Regions from separate parts of the Homo sapiens genome. Here region 2 is linked to region 1. Evidence: read pairs that join two places in POLR2A ChIA-PET (ENCODE). Cell type or tissue: OCI-LY7. All regions are shown on one strand. Each heading gives the region's core, and the rest is flanking DNA. Links, peaks and the distances in the headings are about the cores only.

What was found. Peaks named below come from ENCODE experiments on the same cell type or tissue, not always from the same donor. Only the 100,000 strongest peaks of a DNase experiment are listed, where the experiment ranks them.
Region 2: POLR2A ChIA-PET joins it to region 1 with 13 read pairs; 1 of 35 experiments calls an interaction of 5 or more read pairs at or near these places.

Annotation. Positions count from the first base shown.
Region 1 is chr10:22,612,805-22,619,137 of GRCh38, forward strand. The region is part of intron 1 of PIP4K2A (phosphatidylinositol-5-phosphate 4-kinase type 2 alpha); the gene reads right to left. Among named protein-coding and RNA genes, the nearest start is that of PIP4K2A, 99 kb to the right of the region's middle. RefSeq lists enhancers at 2,658-3,226, 2,966-3,035, 3,086-3,135, 3,166-3,405 and a silencer at 5,636-5,930. In OCI-LY7, for the core only: no CTCF peak of the experiment used is centred there; a DNase peak (open chromatin) is centred at 3,107; H3K4me3 peaks cover 1,608 bases; H3K27ac peaks cover 2,149 bases.
Region 2 is chr10:21,699,619-21,705,951 of GRCh38, forward strand. The region is part of intron 13 of MLLT10 (MLLT10 histone lysine methyltransferase DOT1L cofactor); the gene reads left to right. Among named protein-coding and RNA genes, the nearest start is that of MLLT10, 170 kb to the left of the region's middle. In OCI-LY7, for the core only: no CTCF peak of the experiment used is centred there; DNase peaks (open chromatin) are centred at 3,153 and 3,413; H3K4me3 peaks cover 1,193 bases; H3K27ac peaks cover 1,478 bases.

The sequences.
Region 1 (6,333 bases), core at 776-4,775:
TTGGGACATCTAAGTGTCAATGTCAGGTAGGCCGTGGACAGGTGGGTCTGAAGTTCCCAGGGGCAGCAGGGGCAAGAGATAAAAATGTGTGTATCTGTGCATCAGACATTAGCTCCCCAGAGGAGTGGATGAGGTAACCTGGAGAGGGGCCGGTGTGATGGGGAGGAAGGCGGAGAAGCAGTCTTCAAGAACGGGAATGTTTCCAAGCCTGGAGAAGAGGATGAGAAAGGGGAAAACTGCCATCGAGGCAGGAAGTGAAAAAGCACAGGGCCACCCAATGGGAGTGAAGGGAAAAGGGGGTTCAAACATGCTATGGGATGATCATGATGCTTTTGAGAAGGCAGGGACTGGGAAATGTCAGCCAGATTGAACGGCACAGGAGGTCCTTGGCAACCTTGGCAGAGTTGTTTCGGTGGAGTGTAGCAATGGAACCCAGACTAAGTTGAGTTAAGGAAATGCTGGCACTGCACAGGGCTGATTTCTAAGGAGCCTGGCAGGGAAGGACAGGAGCGAGATGAAGAGGGATGAGGGACAGAGGGAGGACCTGACAGAGAAGGGACATTCCGTAGCACTTCTCGAGAAAGTGGGAGGGGATGGGATTCAGGCATGCAGGAAGGAGAGGCTCTGAGGAGGGAAGCGACTTTCCTGTTCACAGGAGGGAAAAGAGATAGGTGTCATGGGGAGGGAGCAGAACTGATGGAGGGAAGATGGGGCTCCCGACCACTGGCTCCTATTTTCTCTGGGGATTAGGGCCATGGCCACCTGCTAAGAGTGAGAAGCAGGCTGAGGACTTCAAAGGTTAAAGAGAACACAGAGAGCTTAAAAAGGGGACTGCAGAATGTGGATGGACAAGTTTAAATAGAGACAGGAGGCTGGGCTTCCGGGCAGAGCTGAGCGTCATCCACAGTTTGTGATGGTTCACGTACAGGAACCAAGTGAACTTGTGGATGACATTCCTCATTCTGGCAGAGCTCAACCCCAGGGTGCAGGTGCAGAGACAGGATGACAGGCGTTCTTCAGGATGGAGGGTGTTTGCTGGCTGAGTGTGACATAAAGGGGAAAGGAGTTCCAGGACCATCACTTGGAAATGGAAAGTCAGTACAAAACAAGATCCCTGACTGTAAGGAGTTTTCCACTGTAGTCGATGGTGCAAGACCTTCACATGTAGTAAAATACCAAGCAGCACAGAAGAAATGCTGAAGCCAGACAACAAGTGCCACAGAAGCACAGAGCAGGAGCCCGTGGTCACGGGTGTGGGTGACGGGCTTCTTGGAAGGAGTGCAGCCCTACATGGCCCTTGAGGGACGGAGAGTTCTGACTACTGTGTCATTTAAATGTCAGGGAAACACAAACTTTTAGCTATTCCCCATCTTCCAAAACCAGACTACCCCAAGAGGTAGAGAATGTTTGGTCCTCTTTATCTAAGAAGACAAGAAATGAGACAAGAAGAAAAATCAAATGGTTTACATGGAATCATAAGATGCTGAAATTAAAAGAGAATTTCGGAGATCATATAGTCTAACCTCTCATTTTGCAGATTGTAATATGTCCTGGTACAGCAGTATCTATACCTTCATAATTGAGTAGTGCGGCAGGATACTGAGTTAGATCTGACAGCTACTTTATGGCTACTTTATCTTTCTTCCAGGTGGCCTTTCATTCTTTACATTTGCATCACATTGCTTTTGGCTTTATTTCCCCTCCGGATTCCCCCCAGAAAACTTCTTCGTCAGGTGGTAGCTAGATTTAATGACTTGTAAACAAACACTTCACAAAACAGAGGATCTACTACTTAAAAGAGAAGCTTTTAATTAGTAAACTATTTTTTCAATAGTGTACCCATGAGCCTCTATATTATTTTTTCTACAACACATTTTATTGTGTTGTATATGAGGCTTAGCGATCATTCGTCAGTTTTACTGAAATGGATTACTTGCAGAGCTGCTTAATAACTGAAAAGACATTTAACTTCCTGAAAAACTCTCTCCTTTAGCCTGTTACTTTGCTCTTACCCAAACTAAAATATATTGCTTGTCTCTAGTTCAAATTTTGGTGCAAATGCAGGTAATGGCAATGAGCTCCCAGATTGAAGAAGGCTGAGTTAATCCTATTTGTTAACTTCAATATTTTATATAGCGCTCTGGGCTGTGAACTTTCAGATTTCAAAATAAAGATTCTTGGGTTTCAAAGTCTCCAGTTTTAGAAAACTTTAAATTATTAGTTTGGCATCCTACCTAGACCAACCATTCTATATGATCTACCCTAAAATTGATAACTAACAGTGGTTTATCATCATTATTTTACACTTATTATCAGGATTTTTTTTTTAAAAGATAGGGTTGCTCAGGCTGGAGTGCAGGGGCATGATCATGGCCAACTGCAGTCTTGAACTCCCAGGCTCAAGCAGTCCTCCTGCCTCAGTCTTCTGAGAGCTGGGACTACAGGCGCACACCACCATGCATGGCTAATTTTAAAAATTTTTTTGTGGTGACAAGGTCTTGCTATGTTGCCTGGGCTCAACAGATCCTCTTGCCTCAGCCTCTCAAAGTGTTGGAATCACAGGCATGAACCATCCCACCTGTCCTTTCATCAGTATTTTTTATACAAAGAATTGACACTTTTCTAAGATACTTATATTGGGAACACGCACACATATAGTTCTATCTATATGTTACATAATGTTCATAAAGGAAACAGAAAGATTTGTGTTAACCATTACTGTTTTGAAGGAAAGAATCATACACCCTTTATAGGAATAAGCATATATTGTGAAATCCAAACAGTTTTTAATTCATGAAGATGAAAGTGGTTTTTGAGTTTATTAAAATTTTCTTAGGTTAGCTGAACAAAGTGAAAGCACCAGTTATACTATCACATACAGGCCACCTTTAAGGTTCCTTCAGGTTGCAAATATTCAATAAAATTCTCACAGCAAAAGAGCAATATCACTTTACACTTAATGGTTGTCAAATACTTAATGGTTGTCAATCCCCTTTGGCAAACACAGTATAGTTCTCTCTGTACTGCTGGTCACACTCACAGGCCTGTAAAACAAGTGTATTAGAAATTCCCCGCCCCACACAGAGTGGCTGGAGCCTGGGGCCCCAGGGCATCCTGGGAGCGACTTCTTGTTCCTGTTTATGCCGGACTTCTTGTTCCTGTTTATGCCGTGCCAGTCACCCCCAAATTGCAGGTGTGGGTCTGCACTGCCTTGCTGCCCGGCCATTGGGCATCAAAGCTGCCCATGCTGGGGCTCCAAAGATGACATAAAATAAAGCAGCTTTGTTGTCTGCATCAATAGAAACAGGGTCAAACGGGGCGGAGAGGGCTAGTGCAGAGCGCCAAAATGTCCCTGATTATGGTATGACTCAAGAGTGGGGGCAGGGGAGAGAGCAGAGGGGGAGCTGACATGTGGCAGGGAGAGGGAGGAAGCCGGGGAGAGCTCCTCAGGCTTGGCTCAGCTTTACCCTAACTCACTGCCACACTTGGCACTAACCTTACGGCTCATGCTAGGTGCACATGTGCCAAGACCCACGTGAGGCACTCCACACACAGTATCTTATCTGATCTTTACAACCCAAGGGGGTAGAGGTGCTATTATCATGCCCATTACACAGATAAGGAAATTGAGGCTTAGTGAGATTAGAAAAGGCCCAAGCTATTAAACAGTAGAGCTGTACCTGGAACTCAGTCCAATCTTAAATCTTCTGCCAACATAACTCACATGAGTTACCTGGAATATAAAATTCAGGGAGCTGGACTGGCTGAGCCCAAGATACTTTCAAATTCCTAACAGCCAGTGAGATAAGATTCCTAGCAACTTCATAAGATATCTGCCTGAAATTTAAGTCTTCATTGTGTTCAAAAAAACTTCTAAAAGATTCCTTATTTAAAAAAAAAAAGTAATTAAGTACATGTTTAGGGCAGATGATAAAATACACACTTAACTGAATATGTACCATGGGCTACTACAATTACACCAGCTGTGGTATAATAGCACAATGTAAATCTGGAAAGAACTGTGTGACTGAAAAGTTGTCATCTAACATTTCTTGTCATTTTAAAAAAGGGAAAATAAATACTCCTCAAAGCTCCATTAAATCTTAATGAATCATACACAATATCCTTGAAGGATGTAAAATCTACTTCTAAGCCAATTATTTATTAAAGCCAATTGTCTCAGTTTCCTTCATGAAAAATATAATTAACACAAAACACAGTAACATTTATGTGGGCCTTTCCTTTTAAATTACTATATAGCCCAACTCAGAAAAGGTACCTTGATTCCTCTCCTGAGCAAGGCATTGACATTTACATCACATGCAAGTTCCCTCCAACACTGCAAAACACACAGGTTTGTTTTTTCGTGTGAGACTGGCTGACTGCAATGAGTATCACTCCTGCAGATGTAAGACTAAATTCACACTGGCAGGAAAAGAGAGGTTGCAATTAAGCTGCAAAAATGGGAATACTAAATAGCTACTGGACAAGGAATAAATAAGTGAGACCCAGCTGGTAACGGTTCTGAAATTACGGCATACAGGGGTGTCCCCACAAAGCCATCTCACAGTGTGACATTTAAAAAATAAACCTCACTAATTTATATCATTTTTAAGTCAAGCAAAGAATATGCTCATAAATCCTGAGAGGCATTATTAATGGCACTTAATTAATTCAGATATATTCACCCTAAACACTATGTTCTCAGACTAATACATAATTAGTAATTGGTTTTCATTCAGCCAAGAATATGCAAAAAGTACCAAAAAAGCCTCTCACATGTAGAGGAGACACTGAGATACTTAATCTGATTATAATGAAGACAATTCCCTACAAATTATGACATATTGAGATGAAACAGGAAGCACCCCTTGTGTGGAGCCCCTGTTGGGTATAAAGGCTGGCGGAAGTGGCAGGGGGCCTGGAGGGGGAGCTATTTCATGGCAGCATGAGCATGGGGGAAGACAGGAGATGTCGAGAGTGGGTTGGGAATTATCTTGAAAGGCCCGTGCATCCCTCCTCAAAAATCTCAAGACACAGATTGAAAAAGGGCTCACTTTATCTCCCAAGATACATTTCTACTACTTAAATATGAGGGCCTATTTTAAAACATAATTCAATAACAAAAATAACCAGAGCGAGCTAAGCACAAAGGGTTCAAGATCAATGAGGGCCCAACAGGAAGAAGTGTAACGCATAACTTGATATGATGACTATTCTAGATACTACTGTAATTAATTTCATAGGGAAATCAAACAATAAATATGTCATACCAGATTCCCTAGACTCTGCAAGTTTTGCAATTGCTTCTGGCTTCTACAAATGGATGCTCGCTAGGTTCACGACCTAAAATGTGATATGAGTTCAACATTACAGATAAAAATCTCTCCTCTCTTTCCCCACATCCCTTCCTATCAGTATCTTAAAATAGATACTTTCCACTTACTGGACTCATCCTAAGAAAACAAAATTCCTTTGTGACTCTGTGGCTGATAAAGCACACAAGGATTCCTTCCACCAAACAAATGACTTTGAACAATTTCTGCCCTGAGGTTCATTCGCTTTAAGAAGTGAATGAACAGAGAACTAAAATTAGGACTATTAAGAGATAAGAGTTGAGGGTATCCAGAGCTATTGAAGTGACTCACAGCTGGAAGTTCTGACTTGTTTTGTCCCTGTCCCGCAAACAGAAGGGCCCTGCAGTTGTGATCAGAACTTTCACTTGTTCTCCACAAAGGTTTAAAAAATGACCTCAGGTGCATTGCTAAGAAAATATTTTCCATAATGTCACCTAAAAAAGGCCATCACATTGCACAATCCCCTCCACACCATGCTCTTCTCTCTCCAGAGCTATCTGCACACAATTTATTTCTGGAGAGGTGCAGAGGGCTTGGCTGGGAGCTGAGAAGCAGAGACAATACAGCTTCCAGGGTTAGAATCATGTGCAGGAACACAGTAGTAGGCTGCCTGGCTGACACAGAATTACCCACATTAGGTGCAATACCTACGACCTCTCCTTCAGAATACTTGAAAGTTGTGTCCAATTTGTTTGTAAAATGGGGAAACTACGACTATTTATACACCAAAGTTCATATTTTTGATGTGTATTGGTAGCAACCAGAACATACTTAGAACAAAGACCATCATAAAGGCATAATTTTTTCTTACTTTTTTCTACTAAGTGTCTTATTGGGAGAATGAGGGATTACCTAAACATTTTTAATCTGATTTTCACTATCTGATATTCATGTGTAATTGTTAATTTTGTACTGGGGGAAAAAATCACCAACTTGAGCACCAGCTCTCATTTGGAAATAATTTTTATAATATTAC
Region 2 (6,333 bases), core at 1,077-5,076, 910 kb before region 1:
TTTTGAAGAGGATATCCTTTCCTCGGTGTACGTACTTGGTGCCTTTGTCAAAAATCAGTTGGCTGTAAAAAAAAAAAAAAGTGGGTTTATTGCTGGGTTCTCTATTCTGTTTCATTGGTATCTGTTTTTATACCAATACCATGCTTTTTTGATTACTGTAGCTTTGTAATATATTTTGAAGTGACGTAGCATGATGACTCCAGCTTTGTTCTTTTGCTCAGGATTACTTCAGCTATTCTGATTCTTTCTTGGCTCCATACAAATGTTAGAATTGTTTTTTCTATTTCTATGAAAAATGATGTTATTTTGATAAGGACTGCATTGCATCTGTAGATTGCTTTTGGCAGTGTGGTCATTTTAATGATACTAATTCTTCCAATTCATGAGCATGGGATGTCTTTAAATTTGTTTGTGTCCTTTTCAATTTCTTTCATCAGTGTTTTGTAATTTTTCTTGTAGAGATCTTTCACCTACTCGGTTAAATGTATTCTTTTTTTTTTTTTTTTAAACACTATAGTAAACAGGACTGCTGCCTTGATTTCTTTTTTTGCTATTTCATTATTGATATATAGAAACAGTACTGGTTTTTGTATGTTGATTTTGTATCCTCCAAATTTACTGAATTTATCAGTTCTTATAGTCTTTTGGTGGAGTATTTAAGTTTTTCTGCATATAAGATCATGTAATCTGCAAAGTAATGAATTTTACTTCCGTATGGAAGTCAACTTGGATGCCTGTTATTTCTGTTGCCAGATTGCTCTGGTTAGAATTGTCAATATTATGTTGAATAAGAGTTGTGAAGGTGGGTGTTCTTGTTTTGTTTTAGGTCTTAGAGGAAAAATTTTAGCTTTTTCCTGTTGAGTATAATGTTAGCTGTGAGTTTGTCCTATATGGCCTTTATTATTTTGCAGAATGGTCCTTCTGTGCTTAGTTTGAGAGTTTTTAATATGAAGCGATGTTGAATTTTATCAAATGCTTTTTCTGCATCTGAGATGATCATATGGGTTTTGTCCTTTATTCTATTGATGTGATACCTATTATGTTAAACCATCCTTGCATTCCAAGTGTGAGTCCCACTTGATCATGGTGTATTACCTTTTGATGTTTTGTTGAATTCGGTTTGCTAGCATTTTGTTGGGGATTTTTGCATTGATGTTTCTTGGGGATATTGACCTGTAGTTTCCTTTTTTGATGTTGTTGTATCCTTGACTGGTCAGGGCCTTGTAGAATGAGTTAAGGAGAATTCCCTTCTCTTGGATTTTTGGAATAGTTTGAAGAGGATTGGTATTAGTTCCTTTGTATACATTTGGTAGAATTCAGCATTGAATCTATCCAGTCCTAGGCTTTTCTTTGGTTGGGAGACATTTTATTACTGATTCAGTCTCATTACTCATTGTTGGTCTGTTCAGGGTTTCTGTTTCTTCCTGATTCAGTCTGGGTAGGTTGTATGTTTTTTGGAATTCATCAATTTTCTCTAGATTTTCCAATTTGTTAGCATTCATACTATTCTCTGCTGTCTTTCATATTTCTGTGGTATCAGTTGTAATGTCTCCTTTTTCAATTTTGATTTTGCTGATTTGGTTCTTACCTCTTTTTTTTGCCTTGTCTAGCTAGCAGTTCATCAATTTTGTTTACCTTTTGAAGAACCAATTTTTCATTTCATTGATTTTTTTTTTTTTTTTTGAGAGGGAGAGGGGGTCTCTGTCTAATCTTCATTATATCTTTTCTTCTGCTGATTTTGGGTTTGATTTGTTCTTGCTTTTCTAGTTCCTTGAGGTGCATCATTAGATTGTTTATTTGCAGTCTTTCTACTTTTTTGATGTAGATGTTTACTGCTATAAACTTTTTAGTGTTGTTTTTGCTGTATCACATAGGTTTTGGCATGTTGCGTTTCCATTTTCATTTGAAGAAATTTTTTTATATCCATCTTAATTTCTTCATTGGCACAGTGGTGGATTGTGTTATTAAAAATATATATATATTTTGAAGATGGAGTCTTGCTCTGTCACCCAGGCTGGAGTGCAGTAATGCGATCTCTTCTCGCTGCAACCTCTGCCTCCTGGGGTCCAGCAATTCTCCTGCCTCAGCCTCCTGAGTAGCTGGGACTATAGGCATGTACCACCACGCCTGGTTAATTTTTTTTATATTTTTAGAAGAGATGGGTTTCACCATGTTAGCCAGGCTGGTCTCAAACTCCTGACCTCAGGCAGTCCACCAGCCTCAGCCTCCCAAAGTGCTGGGGTTACAGGCGTGAGCCACCGCACCTGGTTATGTTATTTCTCTTCTCTTCTCTTCTCGTCTCGTCTCGTCTCGTCTCTCTTTTTTTTGAGACAGATACTCACTGTATTGCCAGGTTGTAGTGCAGTGGCTTGATCTCAGCTCATGGCAACCTCCACTTCCCAGGTTCAAGTGATTCTCCTGCCTCAGCCTCCCGAGTAGCTAGGACTACAGGCGCCCACCACCATGCCCAGCTAATTTTTGTATTTTTAGTAGAGACGGGATTTCACCATGTTGGCCAGGATGATCTCAATCTCTTGACCTTGTGATCCGCCCACCTCAGCTGCCCAAAGTGCTGGGATTACAGGCGTGAGCCACTGTGCCTGGCTATGTTATTTAATTTTTATGTATTTGTATAGTTTCCTAAGTTCCTCTTTGTGTTGATTTTTAATTTTATTCCATTGTAAATTGAGAAGATTCTTGATATGATTTTGATTTTTAAAGATTTGTTTTGTGTCCTGACATACGGTCTGTCCTGGAGAATGTTCCATATGCTGATGAGAGCAGTTGTTGGATAAAATGTTTTGTAAATGTCTGTTAGGTCCATTTGGTCTAAAGTCTAGTTGGAGTCCAGTGTTCGTTTTTTGATTTTCTGTGCCAGTGATCTATCTAATGTTGAGAGTGGGTTGTTGAAGTCTCTCACTATTATTGTATTGGAGTTTATCCCTCTCTTTAGGTTTAGTAATATTTGCTTTCTGAATCTGAATTTTCCAGTTTGGTGCATATATATTTAGAATTGTTATATCCTCTTGCTGGTTATCCCTTTGTCGTTATATAATGACCTAATCTTTTTTACAGTTTTTTTTTTCTTAAAGTCTCTTTTATCTGATGTAAGTATAGCTACTCCTGCTTACTTCCTGTGGTTTCCCTTTGCATAAAATATCTTTTTTCATACCTTTACTTTCCATCTGTATGCATCCTTACAGGTGAAGTGTGTTTTTTGTGGGCAATAAGTAGTTGGACCTTGTTTTTTAATTCATTCACCTAGTTGATATCTTGTAAGTGGAGAATTTAATCCATTACATTTAAGGTTATTATTGATATGTGAGGTTTTGTTTTTGTCCTATTGTTTTCTAGTTGTTTTGTATATTCTTTCTTTTCCTTTCTTTTTGTCGTTGTGGTTTTGTGGTTTTCTGTAGGGGTGGTTTGAGTCCTTTCTCTTTCTTCTTACTTTGTGTATTTGCTTTACTCCAGTGAGTTTTGTACTTTTGTATGTTTTCATGGTGGCAAATGTCATCCTTTTGCTTCCAGGTTTAGAATTCCCTTGAGCATTTCGTGTAGGGTGGTCTAATGGTGATGAATTTCCTCAGCTTTTGCTTGTCTGGAGAAGACTTTATTTCTCCTTCATTTATGAAGGATAATTTTGCTGTATGTAATATCCTTGGCTGAAAGTTTTTTTTTTTTCCTTTCAGCACTTTTGAATATATCATCCCCTTCTATGTTGACTGTAAGATTTCTGCTGAGAAATCTGTTAGTCTGATGGGGGGGTCTTTTATAGGTGACTGGATACCTTTCTCTTGTTTTTAGAATTCTTTGTCTTTGTCTTTAGACAACCTGAGTAAAATGTGCCGTAGAGAAGACCTTTTTGCATTGTTTTTAGGGATCTTAGAGCCTCCTCTATCTGGATGTCTGTATCTCTTGCTAGACCTGGGAAGTTCTTTTTTTTTGAGACAGAGTCTCGCTTTGTCACCCAGGCTGGAGTGCAGTGGCGCGATCTCCGCTCACTGCAACCTCAGCCTGCCAGGCTCAAGCAATTCTTCTGCCTCAGCCTTCCGAGTAGCTGGGATTACAGGTGTGCACCACTACCACCCGGCTAATTTTTGTGTTTTTAGTAGAGACAGGGTTTCACCATGTTGATCAGGCTGGTCTCGAACTTCTGACTTTGTGATCCGCCCGCCTCAGCCTCCCAAAGTGCTGGGATTACAGGTGTGAGCCATCGCACCCGGCCCAGACCTGGGAAGTTTTAATCTAGTATTTTGTTGAGTTGATTTTCCATATTATTGGTCACTGTGTTTTGACTGGGTTATTTCAAAAGACTGGCTTCAAGTTGTGAATTTCTTCTGCTTGATCTAGTCTATTGTTGAAACTTCTGAATACATTTTGGATTTCGATTGTTTTTTGTTTTTTTTTTTTTTTTTTTTTTTGATGGAGTGTTGCTCTGTTGCCCAGGCTAAAGTGACCCCAGTTTACTGCAGCCTCTGCCCCCTAGGTTCAAGTGATTCTCCTGCTTCAGCCTCCTAAGTAGCTGTGATTACAGGCAGGTACCACCACACCTGGCTGACTTTTGTATTTTTGTAGAGATGAGGTTTTGCCGTGTTGGCCAGGCTGATGTTGCAGTCCTGTACTCAAGTGATCTGCCAGCCTTGGCCTCCCAAAGTGCTGGGATTACAGGCATGAGCCACTGTGCCCAGCCTCTGTTTTGTTCTTTTTAAATTCTCTCTCTCTCTCTCTCTCTCTCTCTCTATATATATATATATATATATATATAATTATTACTGAATTACAGAATAAAAATAAATAATTAATTTATTATTCATATTATTCATGTCCTGAATAACCATTCTGATTTCTTTGTATTTTCAGAATTATTTTGTATCGCACATAGCTTCTTTAGTATTAAAATTTTGAATTATTTTTCCAATATTTTTAAAAACTTTTTAATGGTATGTGTTCCTACGGAATTATTGTGTGCCCTTTGGAGGTGTCTCTCTCTCGCTTTTTTTTTTTTTTTGGCTTTTTAATGTTTCCTGTATATGTTGATATCTGTGCATCTGATGTGATAATAGCTTCTCCCAATTTTTTTGAATTTGCTTTCATAGGGGAGAACATTTTATTGAAGATATATCTATGGTGTTGCTTGGGTAGGCACCGTAGTTGTGATTCTGGATGTGTGCAGTCATGTAATCTCTGGATGATTTATTTGGCTTAAACAGTATCAGCAGTGGCTATGATTTTTCTCAGTGGTTTAGGGTGCAATTATTAGTGGAGGCAGTGGTGAAGTTTTGCTGGGGACTAGGATGCCAAGTAGACCAGCCTTTGCACCTCAGTCGTGGACCAAGCATGCCTCACCTTGGGCCCAGGGTGGCATATGCTGGTACTGGTGTTAGTGGGTCCAGGTAGGCTGATTCTTGTGCCTCGAGGTGGAGGCCCATACTTCCTCAGATGCCAGTAGTGGTAGCAGTTGGCTCTGTAGGTTGGACGGTTCTCGGGTCTGCAGCCAGCCAGTGTGGTGTGCGAAGACGGTGGCAGTGGTGGGTCAACCCTCTGGATCCCAGGAAGAGTGCACTTGTATTGGTGGTGGCTACAGTGGACTGGGCAGGCCAGTCTCCAGACCTACAGATGGTACATGCAGATAGGTGCCAGCTGTGGCAGTAGCAGCAGGGTGGGTAGGCCTAACCTCAGATCCCCAGGACAAGTGTTCAGGTGCTAATGATGTTGGATTGCGCTGGGCAGTCCCCTGTACTCCAGACTTGTGTGCTCTGGCATGGGCTGAGGGTGGGGCAAAGCTGGGTTGGTGGGCTTGTCCTCAGGCCCCCTGATGGTATTTGCAGGTACCAGTCATGGTAGGCAGGGGCAGGGTGATCCCTAAGTCACCAGCAGAATGTTCAGGTAGCCGGGGCAGCATTGGTCACACCGTTGCCCTGTCACTGGAGAGCCCAGGGCCATGTTAGTGGAGGCAAGTGTAGGCCAGCAGATGGGGAACACTCATGCATCAGCCCTAGCAGTGGTTCCCCACATCTCAGCCCTGTGTGCAGTAGCCCACACTTTGCTCATTCACGCCTCCACCCTGGGAGCAGTAGCTGGTGTATCTCTTGGCCTTAGTCCTAGCGCTGCTGGGCCCTAGGACAGTGTGTAGCCTGTTGGGTACAAGACTCTTAAGATGGTGCTTTGCTGTTGCTGCTTAGGTCTTAGAACATGTATGGGATACAGCATAAGCATCCTCCCTGTGGCTGTGCTGTCAACACAATCTCCTCGCAGTTCCTTATGTTTATTTCAGAGCCTGAAAGGATCTAGGAGCTCTCCCATGGCTAGGATTGCAGAAGTCCATGTGGGAAT